Linked DNA regions of Mus musculus: regions 2, 3, 4, 5 and 6 are each linked to region 1. The links are chromatin loops, found by intact Hi-C in ENCODE. Cell type or tissue: left cerebral cortex. All regions are shown on one strand.

Region 1 (4,000 bases):
CAGAAACCAGTATTTGCATGAGAACTTTTATTTTTAAATGGGTTATTTTTTTTTTAAGTTCTCAGTTTTTATCTTAACTTAGTAGACATAACCTATATAGACAAACCTGAGATTCTCAGGGACTTTTCAATAGCATCAAGGACCCTGAGACCAAAAGGCTTGCAAACCACGGACTCGCCTGACCTCTGACTCTGCCTAACTCACTTCTGCAGGCTGGTAGGAGAGAGGGAGGAATCAGAAATGTCAGCAGGGCTGTGGGTTTGTATTCTTTTATCTCCACTAACGAATAAACGCCACTGAGACTGTGCAGCAGTAGCCAGAAAACCCCAGCCAGACAATGTAGTGTCCTGGTTACGACGAGGCCATGTTCAGCTGCACCTCCTCTCACCTGTACCTGGTCCACCCGCTGAGGTCATGGGCGGCAGAAAGATTCCCGTTACTGGCGTGGGCAGTGCAGGTTTCTGCTCCAGTTGAAGAGGCTGCTGAACCTGAAAAGTGATGCCCTCTTCTTCATCCTCCTCTAAGTCCGAGATGTGGTAGACAACATCCTTGGGCACCTGTGTGAAGCCTTTAGTGATGACGCCTGGGCGTGGATCAAGAATGGTTCCCAAGTTCGGCTGAGCAAGCTGCTGCCAGTGATGCAGAGTCTGTGATCCTGAACAAGCAAAGCAGGACAGGCATGCTTTACATTCCCACAGATCCCCAATCTTGAAGAAGCTAGAATTGTGTGAGCAACAACAGTAACAATACAGATACTTATTTGGTTTTGACATTTTGTTCAAATTTGTAAATTTAAGCTCTCTGTCAAAAATTAACATGACATGGAATGGCTGAGCAATAAGTTTTCTATTTCAAAAGACAGTCTTCAAAGGGACATCTAAAGAAGAGGAGAAAAAAACCCAGTAAGGGTTTTAAACAGGACCCAGGCTGCTCAGGCAGGAAGGAGGCCACCCACTTCAGGGACAGGCTGCTCCTTCCCAGGTGGCAAAAACAATATTCACCCAGCACAGTTGATGATCTTGGAAGCAAAACTTGGGTGCTTAGGTTGGGAAATAACTTGAATTTCCTGTGCACTTCTCTGCTTGCTCATGACCCTACTTTCCTTGGTCTGCCAGGAAGAAAGGGAGACGCAGGTGATAAAGTGGAGAACATTTCCCTTTGGTTCCAGCCCATGTGACTCTGATGAAAGAGCAACCCATGCCCTTGTACAGGATGTCACATCTAATTGTGTCACTGTGGTAATTTCATCCTGAAATCAGCAACGCTAACCAACACTTGGACCAAAGCAGGAGTCTACAGGATACCTTTTTAAACCTTTGTTTTAAAAGGAACTTTTAAGCCAAGAATTAGAGAATCATTTGTGGACCATTACTATCTGATAAGTCAGGTATTTATTTTGAATTTAAGCTGTGCTTTAGGTAAAGCTGAACGGAAGGAGAAGAGTACAGATGTAACTGTGTGCCTCTATGGCAGGGACACTCTAATTGCTCCTCTTCATTCATCTCAGCCTGTTGGTCCTACCATGCAACTGCTATTACAGGATTCTGTAGCAAAAGTCAGGTAAGAGTCTTCCCACTTCCCTGCTGCGCTGATATTAAAATGTCAGAAAAGAACAAATAGCTGAAGACTTGGTGACTCAGGTCTTACTCACTGTCTGCTATGTGGCAGGCACCACAGCACAGCACAGCACAGCACAGCACAGCACAGCACAGCACAGCCTGCCTGTGCACAGGGTGCCAACATAACACAGGTCTCAATTCTAGGAGAGACGTCTAACATAGACACGGCTTCTAAAAGCTGTTCCTGGCTTATTACCTTCTAGGGGCTTGACAATCTGTAACTTCTCTGGCATGAAGCCTCGAAGGCAGCTGGCACTGCCGAGGTCCGTGGTCTCCGACTGGTCAGTGCAGACTGAGGCAAGGTTCTCCGTGGGGGCGTCACAGCTGCTGACTTCTTCCTCCTGCTCAGCCAAGATCTGGATCTTCCGTTCCCATTCCTCAGCAAAGAACTGCTTCTCACTTAGGTAGTTCTGTCTTCTCAGGCTGAGGCGATGCAATGCAGTAGCCAGATCACTATCTTCAGGGGATCCTGGGGGGTTTGTGGGCTGCGAGTTTCTGTGGGAAAATCATATTTGATGATGAGACTGTAGATTGTGAGAATAATCTAGACCACTCCTTTCTATAGTGCTGGACATTAAAAAAGACTTACCTTGAAAATGAGGTGTTTTCTTAGCTATTTAAAATACAGAAATAACAACAAACAAAATCATCAACAATACTGTTATCACAACAATCACTGTAACATATTGTACTGGCTGGCTTTTTGACACAAGCTGGAGTTATCAGAGAAAGGAGCCTCCCTTAAGGAAATGCCTCCATGAGATCCAGCTGTAAGGCATTTTCTCAATTAGTGTTCCAGCAGGGAGGGCCCAGCTCATTGTGGGTGGTGCCATCCCTGGGCTGATAGTCCTGGGTTCAATAAGGAAGCAAGCTGAGCAAGCAATCCAGTACGCAGCATCCCTCCATGACCTCTGTATCAGCTCCAGCCTCCAGGTTCCTGACCTGCTTGAGTTCCAGTCCTGACTTCCTTTTGTGATGAACAGCAATGTGGGAAGCGTAAGTGGAATAAACCCTTTCCTCCCCAGCTTGCTTCTTGGTCATGGTGCTTTGTGCAGGAATAGAAACCCTGACTAAGACACACATCATTTCCAATTACCTTAAGAAAGTAAAATATGTTATTCTTGCTAACTTCTCCATCTCATTTCATTATGAAACTGCAGGTGTGGTCTACTTTTATGTTCAGGTCAGGTACTCCCAAAGTTACTATTAGCATAGTTCACAGACTCTATTACTGAGAGCAAGAGGTACCATTGCTTTATATAACTGTGAATGCTAGCTATACACTACTACATGCTTTTAATCACAGAAAGGATGAGTAGGGCATGGTGGCACATTCATGCCACTAATTGCAGCACTCAGAAGACTGAGGCAGGAGAATCATGATTTTGATGGCAGCCTAGGTTGTACAAGAAAATACCCTACCTCAAACAACAAATAACAATAAAATAAAAAAGACAGAAAGAGAGAGAGAAAGAGAGAGAGAGAGAGAAAGAGGGGAAGACAGACAACCAAGGCTGAGAAAGCTGAGAAAGGTGTGAAAGCCACAAACGTCTCTGAATATGCAGTGTATCTGAAAGAAAGCAAGGATTCTAAGTTATAAAAGACTGCTTCTCGTAGGTCTTTGAAGCACTTCCACCTACGATGCAGCATTGAAACTGGGAGGCATTTTAGAACTGATGTAGAAGGAACACGGCAAGTGAATGCACACAGCCTCTTAAGACCACTGTGGCACGATGTAGGCATCAGAATGCACTGCGAACTGCCGGCTGCAGCACCTTCTGGACAGTGTGGAGGGATGTTGGCCAGGTCTGAGTTCTCGAATCTGGCATACCAACACGATAAGGAATGTAGACCCCAGCCCCCCTCCTCTTCCCCGCCTTACCCTGGAACCTCTGTGCTGCCCCCTGGGCTCAGGAGTGTTTTGTCCTCTGCTGGCTGGACACCAGACTCAAAGGGCTTTGCTGTCATGATGACACTTGAACGGTTGGAGCCTGGGATGGGTAGCAGGACTGGGAAGGTGACAGAGCGGCCCCGAGTGTCATTGGCAACCTTGACAGTATCAAACACCCGTTTCTGCTGGGCCCTGTCAGAAAGGAAGAAGCATGCACTCCTGTTAGTCTCAGCCAGGGGAGCGCTTCCTGAGAGCTGTTCACAGACAGAGCCAGGCACAAGTCTGCCCCGAGGACTCTCGTTTGGGGAAATTGAGAAAAGTGATACAGGAGAGCTCCCTTGCAGGAAGACAATCTGCACAGCAGCAGATTCACTCCTGACTGGCAGTCATTGCTCTGTCCTGTGGCTCCTTCCTTCCATGCCGAGGGATCTCACCCAGGACTGCACGCTGCTACGCAAGCCTCCACCACATGGGCCTGGCTTGACGCTTC
Region 2 (4,000 bases), 210 kb after region 1:
ACGAGGAACATACTAAGTGAATAAAACGTTTGGAGTTGTTAGTGTAGCACAACCTTGCCTATCCTGACTGAAGGAGAAGAGAAAAAGTACTGTCTATTACAGAGCTATTAACAAGTCAAGGCAACTGCAGAGAGCAACTTATTACTGTATATCACACATGACTTTCAAATGGCAGTCACGGAAGATTGTGAAAATTATTATCATCATCATTTTGAGGCAAGGGCTGACTGTTACCCACACTGGCCGTCAACTCCTAGGCTTAAGCAGCTCTCCTCCCTCAGCCTGCAAGGGCCTGAGACTACAGGTGTGTGCCACTGTCCCTACCTTGAAACCTAGGCAGTCCAGGTAGGCTCGTAAGAGCCAGTGTACTCATCTTCACTCTTACTTCAGAACAACAAATGCATTTAGGACTGTTTACACTACAGTAAACTAACTCACCTTGGATAGCACTTCACGTGACCCCGGCCAAATGTAATCAGAAAGGGGGGGGGGGGGAAAGAGAGAGAGAGAAAGAAAAAAGAAACTATTAATTGGATATCTATTTTATTGTCTAGCTAAAAATTGACTTACATCATTACAACTTTAAAAATAAAACTAGCTTTTACATACTGCTAGCCAGTTTATAAACTAGCTTATTATTTGTAAATAGTATATTGTTTAATAGCACTGCTAAAAGTATTTTGAAAGCACAAATACACATTCCCTACTGTCTATTAATCAGAGGGACTAAGCAGATTAAGAACTTTCTTTGTCACCGGTTATAATCGGTTTAAGCTCTGATGGAATATTCCACAAACAGGAGGGCCTTGGAGAATCCTGGTAAATAGAATCAGCACACCCAGGACAGACCCATTCCTCCACCGTGCTAGAGTGACAGCTTTCTGTAATTATTCATAACAATTATTCTCATGATTTGAATTTAACTTTTACCACTCACTTCTTAGGAAGACTTTTTAAAATTCCAGGAAGGATTTTTTTTTAATGAAGTATTGTAGGTTTTCAACCATACTATTTGATTTTTTTTTTCTTCTTACTTTATATTTTTAAAGTTCAATAATTAAATGACCGTAAACTGTTTTTACCTTGGCACAGGTGGGAGTGCTCGTGGAGGACGCTATAGGGGAGGGGAGAGGCAAACATCTCGTCAATAAAAGCTGGATTAACCTCACCTTCATTTATCTCAAGCACCACAAAGCTTCTCCTTTAAAAGCCCACTGTCCAGATGTTATCAAATAAAATGGATCAGCAATTCTCTTCAAATCTTTGGAAGATTATCAGTGAAACCCGGGAGGCGGTGATGTAAACTGGACTGCTGGGTTTAGATCTATTCTGCCATTCCTACACCCCATGTAAAATTCTTTTCTTCTTCCACTTCAACCAGTCTGGCCTATTGTGAGCATTCAGAACAGGATCAAACAGAGCTCATCTCCCTTTACAGACCTTCCATTAGTGGTTAAGTATTGGAAGATAATGTTGCATGCTCAGATAAAACTAGACCATGCCATATAAATGTGTGTGCATGCATGCTTGTGTGTGTGTCTGTGCATGCATGTGTGTGCATGCATGTGCATGTGTGTTTGCATACAATAAATAACCATATATAAGGAATGAAGAGTGATGTTTTACTTAGGGAAAGCCTCTTTGATGTTATCTGAGCTGAGCCCTTCCTGACAAAGGTGCCAAATTTACAGGGAATGAGGAGCACATGTTAAGGCTTTCAAGAAAGACAGGGCATGAAGGGCTCCAGGTAAAGAGCAGCCAGGCAGAAACCAGTGACACAGGACAGAAGGCAGACGTCAGATTAACTATGACCTCGCAGACTAGCAGAAGGAATACGGATTTAGTTCTATTAACTAGGAAGCCAACTAAGGTTTTATGCCACAGAGTAACATGCTTTTTTTTTAAGTTACTTTAAATAGAAATAGGTAACATATTTTAGAACAGGAAGTATTTGGGGCTGGTGTAGTTTACCCTGTTCTTACTTAAGAAAAGTCCTGCTTGCAAGCTCAGGAAGCATTAGTTAAGCATTCTGAAAATTTTCAAAATAGATGGCTTAGCCATTAAGAGCAGTTACTGCTCATGCAGCAGACCTGGGTTTAGTTCCCAGCACCCACAAAGCACCAGTAATTCCAGTTCCAGGGAAATGGACAGCCTCTTCAGGTTTCTGTGAGCAACAGGCACACAAGTGGTTCATATATTGGCAAAACACTCAAAACAAATACATTTTTTTTTTTTGGTTTTTTTGAGACGGGGTTTCTCTGTATAGCCCTGGCTGTCCTGGAACTCACTCTATAGACCAGGCTGGCCTTGAACTCAGAAATCCACCTGCCTCTGCCTTCCAAGTGCTGGGATTAAAGGCGTGCGCCACCACTGTCCGGCTACAAATACACCTTTAAAAGAATTGATCTCTAAGAGCAGTGCCTAGACGTCGATTTATTAGCTCGGGTATTTCATGCTGCTTATGGAAGGCACTGATTCCAAAGGCTCACATTTTAGATATTCTTGCTTGTCCCATTTCGCAATCCATGGTTGTATTCACTCAAACAAATTCGTGAGAATGCTACAAAATTAGGACACTGACGATGTCCTAATGGAATCCAGCAGTCAAAATGACAACTGGAATAGAATGGTGGTCCTACAAAAGCACTACTATTCTCAAGATGCTATGAAAGTGGGACCCAGTCCTCTTGGTATTTCAAAAGTCCCGCAAAAATGAACCATCTCACCCATCTAGAAACCGCACCTCTAAGCCCCTCAAAAGAAGAACCGCTGAACAGGCGGAGACTAAATTCCCAACAGCTCAAAAGTACCTGAGGCTCGCTAACCACCTGCTTCTTCCCCATCACGTCTCCAGGGACCGCAGCAGAGCTCAGGGCACCACAGCCGCCCGCCCCGCCCCGGTCCGGCCCGCCCCGCCCCTCCTGCCCAGGCGCGCAGGCGCAGAGCGTCATCGGGCTGCGCCTCATGGCTGCTGGGCCCGGAGCGTCCCCACCCGTCCCACGGGAGGTATTGGGGCTACCGGAGCCGAACCCAATCTGACCCCTTCGAACTAGGAAAACCTCAGCGTCGGCCGGCGTCCCCAGGAGCGGAGGGGGTTCACCCACAGTTTCCCGGGAGGTCATCGTGGTTTGCGTGGGGGTGGGCACGGCGGGACCAGACTCGTATTCAAACTCCCCACCGGAACATCCTCCTCTCTGACCGAGAGCCGCCCGGAGGCGTCGCCATGGCAACGCTGACTAGGGCGCCCGGATGTTGGGTGGACCTGATCGCCTTTTGCGGGGCCCGCCCTGATGTACAGCCCCGGTCCGCCCCCGCCGCACCCCTCGGGCAGTGCTGTCCCCAGATTCCCGGCTCGGCGGTGGTCACTGCTGGTTAGGACACCTCCACTTCGCCACACTCCGGGCCAGGCGCCCCTCGTCGCTCACCGCTTGGTCCTCCTCCAGCGGAGGCCCTGAGTCGTCCCTCATGATGCTTTCCCGCGGGCCTCCCTAGGCGCAACCGCCGGAGCCCGAGGCCGGCTTCCCGCGACGCCCGGCCTCCGGGGACTTGTGGGAGGAGGCGGCTTTGCGGAGCCTGGAGAGGCCGGCGTCCCCCACCTGGTTCCCGTCTGCCAGGGTGCTGCCTGGAGGGAGATCTGTATGACTGAAACAGCGAGGATCTCTTTCACTGGCCTGCCCAGTTTCCTAGATTCCCTGTAGGCCTAGGAGTATAATCTGAATGTTCAGTTCTGATAGTTCCTTCAGTGGGAACAGTTATAGTTTAAAATAGGTAGAATGGAGGGAAGTGTGGATATAAAGAAGATGAACAGACATGGGTGCAGTGGAGCTTCGGATCTAGGGAGACCAAGACTGTATCAACATCCTCGTTTTGGAGCTCATATACAGGCTCCAGGACTAGTCCACTTTGCTGATTTGGAAATAACAGTGTCATAGGTTTCCTTATTAGATAAATGTGTACTTGTTAACCGCTCTTAGCTTAGTTAGTCAACTAGGCACTTTTG
Region 3 (4,000 bases), 84 kb after region 1:
CACTGCTGTTTTATAAAGGGTATTTGCTTTCCGAGGGAATATGAGGATATGTTCTCACCACACTTTTCTTCATTCTTCGTTGGCCAGGTTCCTAGTACTTAGGACTGTTTCTTTTTGTTCTAGGAGTTTTAAAGCCAGCCATATCCTCATTTCTGGTGATGGCCTGGTGACCCTCTCTGGCCTGTCCCACCTGCATAGTTTGCTTAAGCACGGACAAAGGCATAGGGCTGTGTTTGATTTCCCACAGTTCAGCACATCAGTGCAGCCGTGGCTGAGTCCAGAACTACTGAGACAGGTCAGCTGTGGCTACTGCTGTTGTGTCTGTGTGTCTCAAATGTCTTTGAGTTTGACTAAAGGACAGCTGTGTCCTTGGTTTTTTTGGTGAATGGCTGCCACAAGACCTTTCTCTTCTCACACGTGTGTTAGGAATTTTAAATTGTGAAAGCATTTATCAGGTGGATCTTGATTTTGTGCTTTGGGGGCTCTTTTTCATTGCTCACCATCCTTTATCAAGAGGACACCTGGATACCTCTCTGCTGTTCGTACTAAGGCTCTCTATTGTGCTTACAGGATTTACATGGATATAATGTGAAGTCAGATATTTACAGTGTTGGGATCACAGCCTGTGAATTGGCCAGCGGGCAGGTACCTTTCCAGGACATGCATAGGACTCAGGTAATGCTCCAGAACTTAACTGTGACAGCTTTCTTAGGTCCAGATAACTTCTATTGACCATGTTTATTGTAGACTCTAGAGCTTTATTAGCACTTTTGTGTACATGTTTTACCTATAGATGTTTTCCTTTCTCCTAGATGCTATTACAGAAACTGAAAGGTCCTCCGTATAGCCCACTGGATGTCAGTATTTTTCCTCAGTCAGACTCTAGAATGAGAAATTCCCAGTCAGGAGTAGACTCTGGGATTGGAGAGAGTGTGCTTGTCTCCACTGGAACTCACACAGTCAATAGTGACCGGCTCCATACGCCATCCACAAAGACGTTCTCTCCTGCCTTTTTTAGCTTGGTGCAGCTGTGTTTGCAGCAAGATCCTGAGAAAAGGTAATACTAGTCACCTCTAAGTAGCATAAAACATACGTGCTTTACATCTTATAGTAGTTTTACGATATTACTCTTCCCATAAAATTAACGTATCTTGATCAAGAAACTTAATCTGAAGAGTGTCAGTGCTAAGAACAAGTCCAAGTAATGAGCAGGTATGGAGAGCAGTTGGGCTCCTTCCGTGGCCATGCCACGCCCAGCTGAGCTGCCTATGCCACGCCCAGCTGAGCTGCCTATGCCACGCCCAGCTGAGCTGCCATAAACAAATCAGTTCTTAGTGTGTCTGTTAAGGCACCTTTGGAAACTCCTAAGAAGTTAAAACAGTTTTGTGTGTGTACATACACACACACACAAACACAATAATGTACACATACACACATTTTCTGATGTTAGATTTTCTAATAACTTTTCCAAAAATTTCAGGCCATCAGCAAGCAGTTTGTTGTCCCATGTATTCTTCAAGCAGGTGAGCTGGTCCATTATCCATTGTTTTAAATATTTTAAAATATTATTTTTAAAGGCCTTTATTAGTTGGCTTCATAGGACACTTGGGTTACAAAAAATTTAATAATAACTTCCCTATAAAATAGAATTAAAATAAGAACATTTTTAGTAGTTAATTTTAGGCTTATTTGTGTGTGTGTGTGTGTGTGTGTGTGTGTGTGTGTGTGTGTGTACATGGTGTATGTTCATGAATGTGTCATAAGGACACTTGTGGAAGTCACCCTCTCACTCCATTGTGTGGACCCCAGGATAGAGCTTAGATTTTCAAGTACCGGTGTAAAACACCCTTGGCACCTTTGCCTGGTGAGCCATCTAGTGGCCTTAATTATATATAGAATATTTAAAAGATTTTTATTCTTCAAAAACAAAGCAGTAAAAATAACATATGTTACACACACTATATTTTCATTAACTTAAAACTGGTGTCTGTCTTACCTAGAAATAATGGCAGGGCAGAATAATTCTGCTTAAAATTAGTTTATTTAGCTTTTAAGTCTTTGGTTTTCTCGATTGTCAGAACTAGAAGCATTTAAAAGGAAAAGACCTAAAAATAATTTTAAAGTTTTAAAATTTCTTTAAAAGTTATTTATTGCTTATAAAATTTGTGTTGAGTCTCTGTGCCCATGTCACTATTTTAAGTTTCTTTAACAGATGAAAGAAGAAAGCCAGGATTCCATACTTCCCCTGTTGCCACCTGCTTATAACAGGCCATCAGCGTCACTGCAGCCAGTGTCGCCGTGGAGCGAGCTGGAATTCCAGTTTCCTGATGACAAAGACCCAGTGTGGGAATTCTAGGGTTGCCAAATCATTTCATGTCCTCTATACTTGACAGCCTCTCCTTGCTGCTTGTCTTCGGTCCTGTTAGGTACAAATGACAAATCTATACTTGAAAATACAGTTGGTGCACTGGAGAATCGATCAGTTAAACCACTCTGTTCATGGGGCGTGGATTTACCCTCTCTGCCCAGATCAGAGCACCCGCACGACTTCCTCGTCAGTTACTGCCCAGCTCAGCTAGTGTCCGCTCGCCCGCCCTTCCGCACATCCCCCGCTTCTTTTCCACCTTTTAAGCTGTGACTGGTACTTTCTGGATCTCAGTGTAACTTTTGAGCTAGTTAATTCTCTTCTACATTTTACTGTTCTCTGGGGAATGAACCCTTCCTCGGAGGACACTGCTTCCAGAGCATCTTCTCTTCCAGATTCACTAGCCTTTTTGATCAGCTATTGGTAGATGAACAGGCTGGTTTATTCTGGTATAAAGCCCTTTTTTGGAGAAGGGAAAATGTTTGTACTATTCCTTTTACATATGGCAACATCAAACTGAGCCTTGCTCACATTAAATAATTCACTTGAACTATAAAGAGAAGATGCAATTTGCATTTTAAAGGGGAAGGGGCTAACAACACTTTTCTACCTGTGTAAATTATAGATCATTAATTCATGCACCCTGTGGGAGCTCAATAAAAATGTATAAAATTAAACATCTCTTTTATATATTTTGTGTGGCTTAACAAAACTAGAACACAGATTCTAATTTGGTTTGCTGAGAGAATCTCTTTTTTACACATAATTTACATAACATGGTATAAACTTCAGGCAATCTCCTAGAGACAAATGGCATGTTGGCCTTTTATATGCTTGTTTCTGTAGTGGGGTAAACCTTGAAGCCCATGCTGTTGTTAATGGCCCTGCGTCCCTAGCAGGAGATATTGTGTTTTAGTTACATTTTTGTTGCTATGATAAAATCCCACAATCAAAAGAGTTGCAGAGGGCTAGTTGTCCTTACTGACAGAGAAGGCAAAGCAGCAGGAGCAGAGAGCTAAGAGGTCCTATCTCAGCTACATCACAGGAAGCAGAGAGGGGGAACTGGAACTGGGGCAAGCCTACAAGCTCTCAGAGCACCCTCTGCAGCGTACTTCCTCCTGTAGGGCAAAGAGCATCGCCGAAGAGCTGATCACCAACACCAACTAGGTGTTCAGATACATGAGACCATATCGCACATTTTTCATCCAAACTAGCATAGTGTCTTAAAAGTGGTTTGTAATTGAATTTGTAATAAACTGGGGTCTATGTCAGTTGGTTTTCTTCATCTATATGACTATATAGATTGGAAGTTACTGTAAAATGATTGTCTTCAGTCTAAATAGGCAGTTAGAAGCAATTCTGTTCATGTTTGTTGGCTATACCTCTGCCTCAAGTATGAACGTTAGAGTTTCTCTATCGACACAGCCGCCAAGACCTGCGGAGGTGGGAAGTGGAGGTGAGAGAAATTAGAGTGGGCCATAGAGGAAGGAGACAACAGGTCCACTGGAGCACTGAGCAGCTGCCATAGAGGGAGTTGTACTTCATCCCACTCAATGCCTTAGCATCTCCCAATCTGAGAAAGTCCTGCACATGCCAGATGCCAAAGGTAGGAGGGGTGTCATGGACGTTGCCTGT
Region 4 (4,000 bases), 63 kb after region 1:
ACACACACACAGCAACAAACAAACAAACAAACGTAATTTTAAAAACGATACAGTCATGGAAGCACACAACTTTAATCTCAGCACGCAAGAAACAGAGGCAGGCAGATTTCTGTGAGCTCCAGGTCAGCCTGAGCTACATAGTGAAATTGTCTCAAAAAAGTAAAACAAACAAACAAAAAAAAAACCAACAAATCCAAAACAAAAAAAGGAATCATACAGATGATATAAATGAGCTGTAGACAAGAAGAAAATGAGCAAGAACTACAGTGCTACCATCCCCCATCCCTCATGTTGGCTCTAATATAGTCTGGGCAGTGAAGTAAAAACATTAAAAGGCCAATTTCCATAGTCTTTATGACTATGAATGTTAAACATTCATAGGGAAGAATAACAATGCTTTGTGACTATGGATGTTAAGCATCTGCAGTGAAGAATAATAACCATAGAACCATAAAACCCGAGAACTGGAAAGCACCTTTGTGATATAAGTCCAATCCTATCATTTTTTTTTTTAAGACATAAAGGCATCCAGGTGGATTTGGAATGAGCTCTTAGTGTGTTAATGAGCAGTTCTATGAGGGATGAGACTAGCAGACAAGAGTGTACAATTTGTTCAGAGGGCTAAAGTGGGAGTTACGGATGCATTCATAGTCAAGGAATGATGGAGCGAGTACTAGCAAACTATGAAAATTCTTCTTAACCATTCTTTTAACCTGGTTCATAACTTTGAGGCAAAGCAGGTATGGGTGTAAATCTCGACTTGATACAGAAAGTCTCCAGTGCAACTAGTGAGCAATGTGCGTGGTTAGGTGAACCGTGTACATCATCACATCAGTAAAAATGGGTATGGGTAAGAGCACTGTCTTTCACATAGGTATGTATGTGCTGGTTAAACATCTGAGGCTTGCCAGATACTACCTAATTTTAAAAATAGAAAGCTGGAGAGTGGCCGAGATGATAAAGTGCCTTTAATTTTGCCCTTTCCCACCACCAAATGTCCTTCACAATTCGTTTTCAAGTGTCACCACCATTAATATGCTATTTGGAGCTCACTGTAGCTCAGACTTTTAACAGGACAGCAAAGATTTGAAAGGTCACAAACATTTTTACTAAGGTAGAGCAAGAACTCTGAGTCTAGCTCATTTTGTTCAGTGGTCCTTACATAAGCTAAGTGAATTTCCAGCGAAATATTACCATCTTTCCTGATGCAGAAAAAGATGCATAAGCAGGTAATTGACTTCACTGCCATAATTGTGATTTAAAAAAAAAAAAAAGTGTCTGGGACTCAGAAGTGCTGGCACTGGAAAACACAACTGCCAATATTCATTCTTTTTGCTTCAACCAAAAGTCTTTCTGTCTGTCTGTCTTCCTTATTTCTTTTAAAAAGACATGTGGCGTTTGGTTCCAAATCAATTACAAATAAAAGCCCAATAAAGAAAGAGCTCTTTCTAGTGTCCTTTCCTCCCATTTGCATCACAGATGGCCACCGAGAGCTTAAGGTTTAACGTCCAGACACTAAAGCCACTCATCCTAAAACGACAGAGCTCCAGATGGACTCTGTCTGGCAAAGGATGGGAAGCTGCCAATCTTCAGAGGTGCAGATAGGGTGAATCCCGGAGGCTACCGCCCAGTTCCCATCAGTTTGCACCCACACTTGGGAAACATCCCTTTCCCATCTCGGGGCGGAATCCTTCCGTGAGTGACCTCTGGGGACCAGAGGGACGCGGGACAGGAAGGCTTCTCTGCCTTTGAGAGAAGTTGACAAGGGCAAGTTCGAATCGCACGCGGGAGCTTACTCACGGGAATGGCCCGGCGTCCTCGCTCTTCCGCCCACACTCGCTCAGGAAGAAGCCCCTAATGCGCGGCAGCCTGAGAGCAGCATCTGAAGCAGCCGCCGCCGCCACCGAGCTAACCCCCCCGGGCGTGGCAGGAACTGGCAGGCGCTCTCACATCATCACCGGGCGACCTTGGAGCTGCAGTGACGCCGGTTCAATGGCAGCCCCCACCCAGCTAGGGAAGCTAAAAAGGAGACCCACTCTCCCAACAGGCTTTGCGGCCCTAGCGCAAAGCCTTCTGGGAACTGTAGTTTGCTTTCCGTCCCGCCTACAGCTCGAGGGCCCCGCCTCCTCACTCCAGAGCTAGAAGCTGGAGGCGCGGTGGGGCGGAGCGGCGGGCCCCGACCCCGCTGGGGTGGGGCGAATCCCGTCCCGGCCGGTTGCCCCGGGCTAGGGCAGAAGTCCAGGCCGACCGGCCTTCTCCAGGCCGTGCTGCACTTCTGTGCCTTGAGGCTCACCCTGGAAGCCGGCCTAGTGTTTTCGCCTCGCCCCTTCGCGAGGCAGGTCCCGGGGCTCGCGCGTGTCGCCTCCCCTCAGCGCCCGCTGTCTGGAGAGTCGCTGGCCTTGGTCACCGCCTAGGTAATGAGGGGAGGCAGGCCAGCACGGGATGGTGTGGGGACCCGGGGAGCGACAGGGAACGCAGGTCGGTAGGTGCACAGCGGAAGGCTACAAGGCCAGTCCTCGCCTCCGCTCCTTACCGGAGTTGACACGGCCGGCCGAGCAGCCGCTGGAGTCTGCGGGACGCCGGCTCCCGCTCTCTGTCTCTGTGCCAGCGCACGGGGGGGCCGGGGCTCCCGGGTGCCCAGCAGCGGTGCCAGGTGCAGGAACCCAGCTACCGCCGCCCCGCTCCCCCAGCTCTTACCTTTGGTAGCGCACACAGGCCTGGCGACTTCCCAAGCTGAAGACACTCTGGCCCCAGACCTGTCTGCTCAGAGACGTCGAAGGGACCTTTTTCCAAATTAAATGTCCAGGCTTCGTTTTGTCTTCAGTGTTTACATTTGATGTCTTGTTTTCCCCTCGTGGGTTTGTTATGTCAAATACCTTTCCTCCAAACTTGATCATGATTTGTGACAGCACCTGCATAGCACAGTGCTTGGCACTCCGTAAATATTTGTTGAAACCATGAGTCATGATACTAAGTTTGGAAAATTGGATTAAGCTGTGTGCTTCGCTATGATCTTTGTTAAGGTTTTATGAGATTTCAAGATCACCTTGAGAATTACTGTAATTTTGAAGCCTAACAAAGAGTATTGGTAGGTTTTTTGTTTTTGTCGGCATTTCCTGTAACAGTAGACCATTGAATACCTCGATTAACGCAAAACCCAAGTCTTGTAAATACATAGCCCCTCTGGTGTCCATTTAAAGTGTTAACCTTTCAAATGAAAGGCCTGGGTATGACTTCTATATTATGCAACAAATTAGATTATTTATAAAGCTTTATTGTGGTTAGCTTTTTAGGTACAATTGCAAGGGACTACACTGAAGTACTCATCATTATGTTTAGGAATACAGGTTTCTTAAATATATATATATATATATATATATACATATACATATATATATATACACATATATATATACATACACACACACACATATATATATACATATATATGCACACATTTATGAGTAAATACATACACACATATTTTAAAGATGGGGTCTCACTATGTTGGTATCCCTAGATGGCTTAGAACTCACAAAGATCAGCCTGCGTCTGCCTCTGCCTCCTGAATGCTGGAATTAAAGGCATGTTCCACCAAGCCTCAGCAAGCTTCTTTATTTTTTTACTTTATAATTTACTTTTAAGGATTTATAATCTTAGCATAGTAGCAAAAACTAACAGCAGATCTTTCATTCAACTCCTTTGCCATGTGCAGCTGCTGCCCTGACCTCAAAATGTCTTGAAAAATTATCTGTTAATAGTGTGGTATGCTGAAGGTAAAACTTCTGAGATTAAACCACCCCACTGGTAGTAACAGTTCTAGAAGACTGTGACCTGACTTTTTTCAAATTGTTTTGTTGTTTAAAACAACAAACCCAATAACAACGTGCTGTAAAGCAGATACAGAATCATGGTAACCACAAATTAATCACCAGACCGCCTCAGGTAAAGTCAGCAGCAGGTCAGGGCCTGGTGTTAATTACTTGTGTGTGTGTGTGTG
Region 5 (4,000 bases), 75 kb after region 1:
AGACTGTATTCCTTTGGAACTGTAAGCTAAAGTACACCCTTTCTTCCTAAGTTAGCTTTTGTCAGGATATCTTATCACAGAAGCAGACATGAAACTAGGACAGGGAGCAAGCCATAACTTCGCTTTGTAGTTCTCTAGTAGTTAAATTAATAATAAGAGAAGTGAGGTTAGTTTGAGATGAGTTTCTGTCAGCCCATGCTGTCTTATTGTCATTACGGTGACATTTTCTTCATGGTTCATATTTTCACTGTCAATTTGATCTCAGCCTCTTCTGGGAAGAAACATCAGACTTGCTGCTTTATTTATTCTACTTTTTGAAAATTGGTCTGTTGCCAGGTATAATGGCTGTGTCTGTACTACTAACTCTTGAGAGATTGCGACAGGAGGATTGCCACAAATTCAAGGCCAGTATCTGGGCTAGGAAACCTTTCCTTAAGAAAAAGGAAGGAAGGAAGGAAGGAAGGAAGGAAGGAAGGAAGGAAGGAAGGAAGGAAGGAAGGAAGGAAAAGCAAAACTAGAAAAAGAAGATTAGAAGTGTTGGACATACAGTTGCTCTTGAGTGAGTTAGGAGTTCACTATGGGTTCATAACAAGACAGACTAGGACAGGAGGAGACTTTGGGTTGAAGAGCTAGACCCTGTCTCAAAAACAACAGACAAAATAAAAAAACCTCAGCCAACAAAAAAGACCCATAGCCTTTGAATATTTGCTTGTAACATCTAGTTTTAAGAAGACTATTTCCCTCCTGCAATAGATGGAGGCAATTAGAGGTGGGGTGGTTAGCTGATTTCAGCCCATAATCATGCACATATTTTATTTGTGTTTAGCCTGCATGTATGTCTGTGTACCACATGCATGAAGTGCCTGCAGAGTCTAGGAGAGACCATTTGATTCCCTGGAACTGGAGTTACACTTATAACTCCAGTTATGGTTAGCTGCCATGTGGGTGTTGGGAATTGAACCTGTGTCCTCTAGAAGAGCAGCCAATGCTCTTAACCACTGAGCCATCTCTGCCCCCTGCCATTTTATAAGTTATGAAAATAAACCTTGGTGCTTTATGTGTCTAGCATTTCTAAGTCTTACAGATTGATATCACTTTAAAATTTTAAGACATTGTTATACACTCTTCTTTTTATTTTATGTTTTCTTTACATCTGTTTATCTGAATGCTCCCTATTCTAAAACAGCCAAATTAGCTTATGGTATCATCCCACCCCAAATTGGACTTACTTTCAATTGTATGATAGAATTCTCTTCCATGCCCTTTTATTTGTGCTTCACCATAAGTAAAGGGTTATCAGTCTGTTCTCAAGTTTTGGAAACATACTTGTCACCATCTATATAACTCCATCTACTGGCTTTAACCTGTTTCTCCTGATTAAAGAGTTAGATATGAATGGAGTTAGCCCAATTCCTCACATCATACTGTTGGTTCCCCCACTTCCTTCTTGCCTCCTTAGAGGCAGTAACAAGATTCTTGCCACCTGCTAGTTCCTGTAAAGGCTTCTTAGTGTCCTTTGGGGTCCTGTGTCCTTTAGGACATCCTCATGGATATCATATTATGCTAGTAGGTTAGGCCTCCTCTTTCTCCTTCCTGTGTGCTATTTCACTGCTGCTATAGTTAGATACAGACTTGCCGCTGACTCCAGAGCACCCCACGAGACCTCACACTGCTACGGGCACCTTCAGCTGGCAGGCCTGTAACACTGACCTCCCGTCTCCTTAGGGTTATGTTTCTCTCTGACCTTCTCTTACTTCATTTTATCATATGAAAGACGTCTTTACTGTTAACAAAGCATATACCTCAGACTCAAAGCAAGAACACAGCCTAGAATATCCTCACAGTCCTTGCAGTTCCTCCTTTAAACACTTAACAGTTATCATCTATTCTTAGAACCTTCTAGAAGTTTTACTGAAAATGAGATGAGAAGTATGTCTTGCTCTTGTTCATCTGTTTTGTTCTGCCTTTCTCTCTTCAGGCTGAAACCTGATATCGGTTAGCAAGTGCTAAATTCCTTCTAGATCTTAAAATATTCTTTTCAGTCACCTTCTAGTACTGTCAATATTTTCTGTTGGGATAGGGAGATCAAATTGGGGGACTAATGATGTTTATTCTGTTTTATTTTTATTATGTAAAACAATGCAGGTTGATGAGTCAGCCATTTCCCGGCCCCCTCCGTCTGCTAGAGCCAGTGAGGTGATCTGCTCCACTGACGTGTCTCACTATGAACTGCAAGTGGAGATAGGTAATGATGCTGGGCTTCTTGCCCTTGCCTCCTCTGTGCTACAGAGCACACTGTGGCACACAGATTATTTTATAGGCATGCCTTTCTTCCTTGTTACCTACAGCATAAAATTGGATTTTAGCTGGTATGTTACCTGACTCTAAAGCATTTTATGTCTGTTTAAAAATAATCACTCATATTTTAAGAGTTCTGTCTAGTATGACTTTTCCACTGAATTATATTTAGGAAAAAAAATAGAGAGAACTTTAAATAACCTAAGTACATACTTGAATCTTTGTAGGAGGTTTTTAGTTTTATGGGTTTAATTTTTACAGGGTAGGAATTTAAATCAAGTCATACAATTTTTTTTCAGTCATGACACTTAATCCAAATTACTCATTAATTTATATTTTATCCAAATTTTATTGTAAAAATTTCGCATTTAAGTATAAAACAAAATCAGTTCCTGTTTATAGCTTTATGTTGTGAAACATTTGCTCTGAACATTCAGGAACACTAATTAATCACTAAAAAGCAGTGACACTGTTGGCTTGAGGCTATAAAAAAAAAAGCTCTGACTTGAGGTTTCTCTTCTCTGGGATGCGAACATGGAGAAGAGTACTTGTGAGACATTAGAGGGCATTAGAGGAGAGATGTGTTAAAGGAACCTCTTAAAGATGTCTATCCCTAGCTTTGAAGACTGCTTTATAATGTATGTATGCCTTTTGGTATAAAGATTACTAATGTAGTGGATGGAAAGCAGTAACTAACTTTAGTTCATCACTCAGTAGCAGAACAGAGAAGACTGAGGAGCAATCCAGCAGTCCTGGGAGTGGAGAGTAAGGGCAAAAGCCGCTTGCCTCTTAGGGGGAGTTGGGGCTGCTTGTTGTTGTGTAAATACAAACTACAGAGAGCAATCTTGGCGGTCTGAGGAAGTTTTGAATAATATTGCTAACTCACAGAATTGTTGGCCAGAAGAAAAGACTTGCAAGAAACCAAATGAAGCTGGGCAAGCAGAGTCAGAGCCTTGGCCGTGCATTGCTGCGCGCGCGGGCACTCTGCCACGGGCATTAGGCTTTGCCGAGTCAATTCTGTTGATGAAGGAAGGATTCCAGTGGTCACACAGAGGTGGGGCTTTTGAACATGGTGGCTTATACATTGTGAAAGGATTGATTGACTTATGGGATGGTATCTTATAGGCTTTGGGGAGTGACTGGGCCAAGCACGTTCAGCTCTCATGCAAAAAGTAAGGATGCAAAAATAGTCCAGCCGCATTAGGAAACAGCTTGGCAACTCTTAAATTCAAACCTGTATTTACCACATGCCTTGGAAATCTCAAGTGCAGGTACTTATCAAAAAGAAAGGAAGATGTGTCTTCTTAAGGACCTGTGTAGGAGTAGTTAGGGAAACTTTAAGTAACTCAAATGCCCACCACCTAGGAATACATAAATGGCTCCTCTGATGGAGCCATTTAATGCATTTTTTCAGCAACAGGGGAAGTCAGATACTTGGATCACGGGTAAATCTCAGAAGCATTGTGCTAAGTGAAAGAAGCCAAGCACAAAAGACTCAAACTTTTTTCTTTTGGTACCCTCTGTGATATACATCAGGCAGATCAGTAGTCGCTAGGGCTTGTAAGGAGAGACTTGAAATTGCTGAATAATATTCCATTGTTTGCCTATATGACAATTTGTTCATCAAGACATAATTTTAGCAGTTACTGTAAATATGCAGTGGTGTGGTGTTGTTTTAATATGCCTTTCTCTAGATTAAGCA
Region 6 (4,000 bases), 190 kb after region 1:
GCTCAGTACTTAGTACCCACTCTACACACAGAGGACCTGAGCTCAGTACTTAGTACCCACTCTGCCCAGTTTACAACTGCTTGTAGCTGAATCTGACACTTCTAGACTGCACGGGCACCCACCCACATGTGGCATGGACACTCATATCAATAAAAATAAAACTTCTTTTATTTTTTAAATGCTGAGCTGAGCTGGCTTAGCAGATAAACATCCTTGCACACGGCTACCCAGAACCCATATACATGAGGAAGGAGGGAGCCAACTACACAAAGTTGTCCTTTGACCTCCCCATTTAGTGTATAGCACAAAACCCCTTCCTCATCATTTATACACACTGATGATGATGATGATGACAACGACAATGATGATGATGAAGACTATGATGATTTTTTTTTTTTTACAGTGCTAAGCTTACTTGCCTTTCTGCTATTTTGGTACTCATCTCTAGAAGGAAATCATCCATTTTACAATGCTCACATCTGACTTTACCTACAAACCTTTCCAAGATCCTTCCATTTCCAGATCTAAGTAGATTAGGAGCCTCGTCCTCCCTTTTCCCTGCTCCCATAAACCTACGCTCCATCCTCAAAGATTCCAATTTGACGGGTCTGATATTGCCATCTACAGTCTTAGCAATTTGCCTTGAATTAATCAATGAGGCTTTTGCAATGAACTTTCCTAAACATCATGGTCAAAAGAATTTTTGACATGCACTGTTGTGTTGTTGCAGGTGAAGGATTTGCAGGTTCGGGGATTGTGTCCTTGCTGGAGTACATCAAGGAATGTGAAATCTAAGTCATACTCTCAGACCTGAATTCAAAGGCCATTCTTCCAGTGTCAGTTATTACGTTATTAACATAGACAGCTTTCTCCAGCTGCAATGTAAGGCTGCATTCTCTATGCTGTTAGGAGCAAACCTAGACACTTAGTTAATACAAAGCTGCTACCTTACTCGTCTGTATTTCAAGTCTGGTACAGATATAACTGAGTCCAAATCAAAGTACCACCAAGACAGTACTGCTTTCTGGAAGACTGCTTCCTTGTTCATCCTTGATAGAATTCCTGAATTCTATGTCTGTTGTATAAGAGTCTGTTCACAGCCTTTCAGGTCACTAAAGGCCCCTCCACCTTTCTAAGCAGAAATATCACAACTGACCAACAGCTCTTTGGTGGAACTGAAAAGGGTTTAGTCCTTTAGAAAACATCCCCTGGCTATGCTGAGCCACGCGCAATGAAGGATACTTTCCCCATTTCAAAGCTCGTATCCCTACTCACATCTGCAAAGCCACTTTTGCTGTGAAAAGTCCTCATGGACTCCAGGAATGAGAGGGGCCATGACTTAGCCAGCAACACCCCCACCCTGACAGCACCTTTCCCCACTCCTTGATGACATATTCAGATATGACAGGCCTCAGCTCAACATCTCTGCAGTTGCTGCGAAGCAGACGATGAAGTACACTCCCAGCTGCTGCCGACATGGGGATCACTGCTAATCAGTGAGGACTCACACTGGCAGGAACGCCAGAAGTGCATGTAGTTACAATTCTACAACACAAGTGAATACCCATTCGGCGACGCTGGCTTGACAGATCGTAAAGGGTATTTCTAGCATGCTGCTGGCATAGACCAAATCCTCAAGAACAGCCACCTCAATTGCCAAACTGTCACTCATCTTCTATACATCATTCAGTTGTGTGCTGATCTGGGAGGCCCAGTAGTTTCAGGGATGTGTCCAACAGCCTTTGAGTCACCTTCTCTTCTAGCAGGTCTTCACACTGACTTAAGCTGTTGGGGCTCACAGACACCAGCTGAAGAACCATTTGAAATGTGTTAAGACAGCTTTTTTCCATGCAGAACCCAGCCCAAGAGTGGAATTTCCCAGAAACCTAGAGTTATCTGACAGAGAGTGTGCAAATGAAGGTGACCTTCCACTCACGTTTCCTGTGACTCCCGAGAAGAACCCCTCAATCTCAGCATTCAAGAGGCTGGGGAAGGAAGATCGGGAAGGAGTTTAAAGTCAGTCTGGACTACAGCCCAACCCCCTTCCTCAGCAAACTAGCAGAAACAGAAGGACTAAGGAGGTGGCTCAGTGGTAGAGCCCTTGCCTCCTAGACTAAAACCCCAGGTTTGAAATCGATCATATCAACTGTAAAAGTCAGCACAGAGACTCTCCAGAGATGAGTCCAAAGTCAAGTCTGAGCAGGCTCATGGTCCGGCTTTTCTTTTGCTGTGTCTGAGTTTGTTGTGCTGCTTTTGGTTTCTGAAATGGGCTCTCAGGTCACTCAGGCTGGACTCAAACTTGCTGAGGGTGGCACTGAGCTCCTGATCCCCTGCTTCCGCCACCCACATCCTAGCTTATAGGAGCTGTGACACATTCTCCTAACGCTCCCTATAGACTCTGATGAGGTTCCTATAGGACCAGAGAGGAAAATAACTGGCGCAGACTTTAAAAAGGAAAAACCTTCAGTTAATAAAGCTTGTCAAAGAGATGTATTTCTGTTTTATTAGCTATAAAGCATCTTTCAATTCAAATGACGACATAATTATTACATGATACACAAAGCTAGCAGATTCAGAAAACACAAATTATATACTTCAGTATGTTCAATAAGACATCAAAAATATAAAATGAAAACATTTTCCCATCTTCCCCATTTTCTAAATTTACATTTTAACTTGATGTATATTTTATAACACTGAAGTTAAGGCTTTTCTACATTGGTGCTTTTTAGATAATAATTATAAATTTAGCAAATTTGAGAGAACAGGAAACAAACAGATCACCTGCTTTTTTTTATTTTATTTTTATTTTTTTTTAGCTCATTATCTCCTGTATCACTAAGGTGATAATAATAAAGATGTTAGTTTGGTATAAGGACCAGATAAAATTGAAACATTTTTCATAATCTCCAGTAGCATTTCAGCATTATGTAACAAAAGCTCAATTGTAAATACATGTATCTTATAAAAATACACTTAAAAACACGAGTGGGGAGCGCAGGCGCCACTGCAGGGAAGGAGCGGCTATGGAGAGGCTTTGGTTCCTGTCTCAGGGTGCTCGTCCACATCAGAAAAGAACATTAACTCTGGAGAAGAGAGAAACATAGCATACTTAGAACATTCTCAGCTCCTCAGAATAGCTTTGCAGCTGCTGGAAAGCATTTAGGCATAGAACTCATATACAAGTATGAATTATTCAGGGAGTTTTTAACCTAAAAGCTAAGCTAGTAGCAAGTGGACATGCTTCATAATTTTAAAATTTCAAGCATTGAATTTATTATAAACCTCTTAAAAATAAAATACACAAAATAAAGACAACATTAACATATCTTACCAAGAAAATTAAGTCACCTAGGATCATTAAAAGAGCTAAGAGATTTAATTCTGCGGTGATCAGGTGATCAAGACACAGGGGAGAGGGAAGGACTCAGAACCAACACCAGTGCCTACCAGTGCACCTCCACGCAGCTATCCCATTTCATCTCCAAAAGTCCCAATAAGCTAGGGGTTATCCCCATTTTGTCTTCACTTTTAAAATGACCCACCTTAAAAGACATCAGGTTTCTGGAATTTTTACTATGTATCATGGGCATTGCAGTTGAAACAGAACCCTGCACACGCCAGCCAGGATTAGTGTCAGTCCCAGCAACAACACAGAGTGCTGTTAGTTGACATTCTCTAATTAAACTATTATTTCACATAGAAATACAATTTATTATTAAAATGCTAATAAATATAAAAAATTAAACCTTGAGAATACAAACAATAAAAGTCCTCTGATATAAACCATTAGATTAAAAAATTCTTTGAATGTCCAAAAACCATACCTCAAGAGAAAAAAACCAGCAAAACACACAATGTGTGACATTTTTGTGTGTGAGTAGGTATGTTGAATATACATGATCATATGAATGTGTGCACATACACATAGATGCTAGAGATTGATGTCAGCCGTCTATCACCTTCCACATTATTTTTGAGATTGGGGGGGGGGTCTCTC

What was found. Hi-C counts contacts between places; a loop is a spot of excess contacts. Peaks named below come from ENCODE experiments on the same cell type or tissue, not always from the same donor. Only the 100,000 strongest peaks of a DNase experiment are listed, where the experiment ranks them.
Region 2: it touches region 1 in a loop (2.4-fold over the local background); 4 of 42 quality-filtered maps call a loop at or near these places.
Region 3: it touches region 1 in a loop (3-fold over the local background); 13 of 42 quality-filtered maps call a loop at or near these places.
Region 4: a loop joins it to region 1, with 2.2 times the contacts of the local background. A loop is called at or near these places in 12 of 42 quality-filtered maps.
Region 5: a loop joins it to region 1, with 3 times the contacts of the local background. A loop is called at or near these places in 15 of 42 quality-filtered maps.
Region 6: it touches region 1 in a loop (2.3-fold over the local background); 3 of 42 quality-filtered maps call a loop at or near these places.

The regions. Positions count from the first base shown.
Region 1 is chr1:58,908,135-58,912,134 of GRCm38, forward strand. Trak2 (trafficking protein, kinesin binding 2) reads right to left here. Exons shown (of 16, transcript NM_172406.3): 12 at 3,502-3,702; 13 at 1,816-2,114; 14 at 389-655. Among named protein-coding and RNA genes, the nearest start is that of Gm28802, 13 kb to the left of the region's middle. In left cerebral cortex, no CTCF peak of the experiment used is centred here; a DNase peak (open chromatin) is centred at 1,787; H3K27ac peaks cover 180 bases.
Region 2 is chr1:59,116,893-59,120,892 of GRCm38, forward strand. Tmem237 (transmembrane protein 237) reads right to left here and starts at 2,914. Exons shown (of 13, transcript NM_001037812.3): 1 at 2,811-2,914; 2 at 1,083-1,114; 3 at 439-449. The coding sequence starts at 2,843. In left cerebral cortex, no CTCF peak of the experiment used is centred here; DNase peaks (open chromatin) are centred at 2,478 and 3,227; H3K4me3 peaks cover 1,651 bases; H3K27ac peaks cover 1,369 bases.
Region 3 is chr1:58,992,081-58,996,080 of GRCm38, forward strand. Stradb (STE20-related kinase adaptor beta) reads left to right here. Exons shown (of 12, transcript NM_172656.6): 8 at 124-295; 9 at 571-675; 10 at 813-1,057; 11 at 1,481-1,523; 12 at 2,213-3,042. The coding sequence ends at 2,356. Among named protein-coding and RNA genes, the nearest start is that of Stradb, 21 kb to the left of the region's middle. In left cerebral cortex, a CTCF peak has its summit at 1,897 (motif pointing left); DNase peaks (open chromatin) are centred at 1,848, 3,338 and 3,915.
Region 4 is chr1:58,971,437-58,975,436 of GRCm38, forward strand. Trak2 (trafficking protein, kinesin binding 2) reads right to left here and starts at 2,046. Exons shown (of 16, transcript NM_172406.3): 1 at 1,801-2,046. Stradb (STE20-related kinase adaptor beta) reads left to right here and starts at 2,086. Exons shown (of 12, transcript NM_172656.6): 1 at 2,086-2,414. In left cerebral cortex, no CTCF peak of the experiment used is centred here; DNase peaks (open chromatin) are centred at 2,041 and 2,528; H3K4me3 peaks cover 3,085 bases; H3K27ac peaks cover 1,993 bases.
Region 5 is chr1:58,983,144-58,987,143 of GRCm38, forward strand. Stradb (STE20-related kinase adaptor beta) reads left to right here. Exons shown (of 12, transcript NM_172656.6): 4 at 2,146-2,245. Among named protein-coding and RNA genes, the nearest start is that of Stradb, 12 kb to the left of the region's middle. In left cerebral cortex, no CTCF peak of the experiment used is centred here; DNase peaks (open chromatin) are centred at 1,814 and 2,157; H3K27ac peaks cover 694 bases.
Region 6 is chr1:59,098,113-59,102,112 of GRCm38, forward strand. It overlaps Tmem237 (transmembrane protein 237), which reads right to left. Exons shown (of 13, transcript NM_001037812.3): 13 at 2,472-3,086. The coding sequence ends at 3,025. Among named protein-coding and RNA genes, the nearest start is that of C2cd6, 5.2 kb to the left of the region's middle. In left cerebral cortex, no CTCF peak of the experiment used is centred here; DNase peaks (open chromatin) are centred at 1,853 and 3,108; H3K27ac peaks cover 314 bases.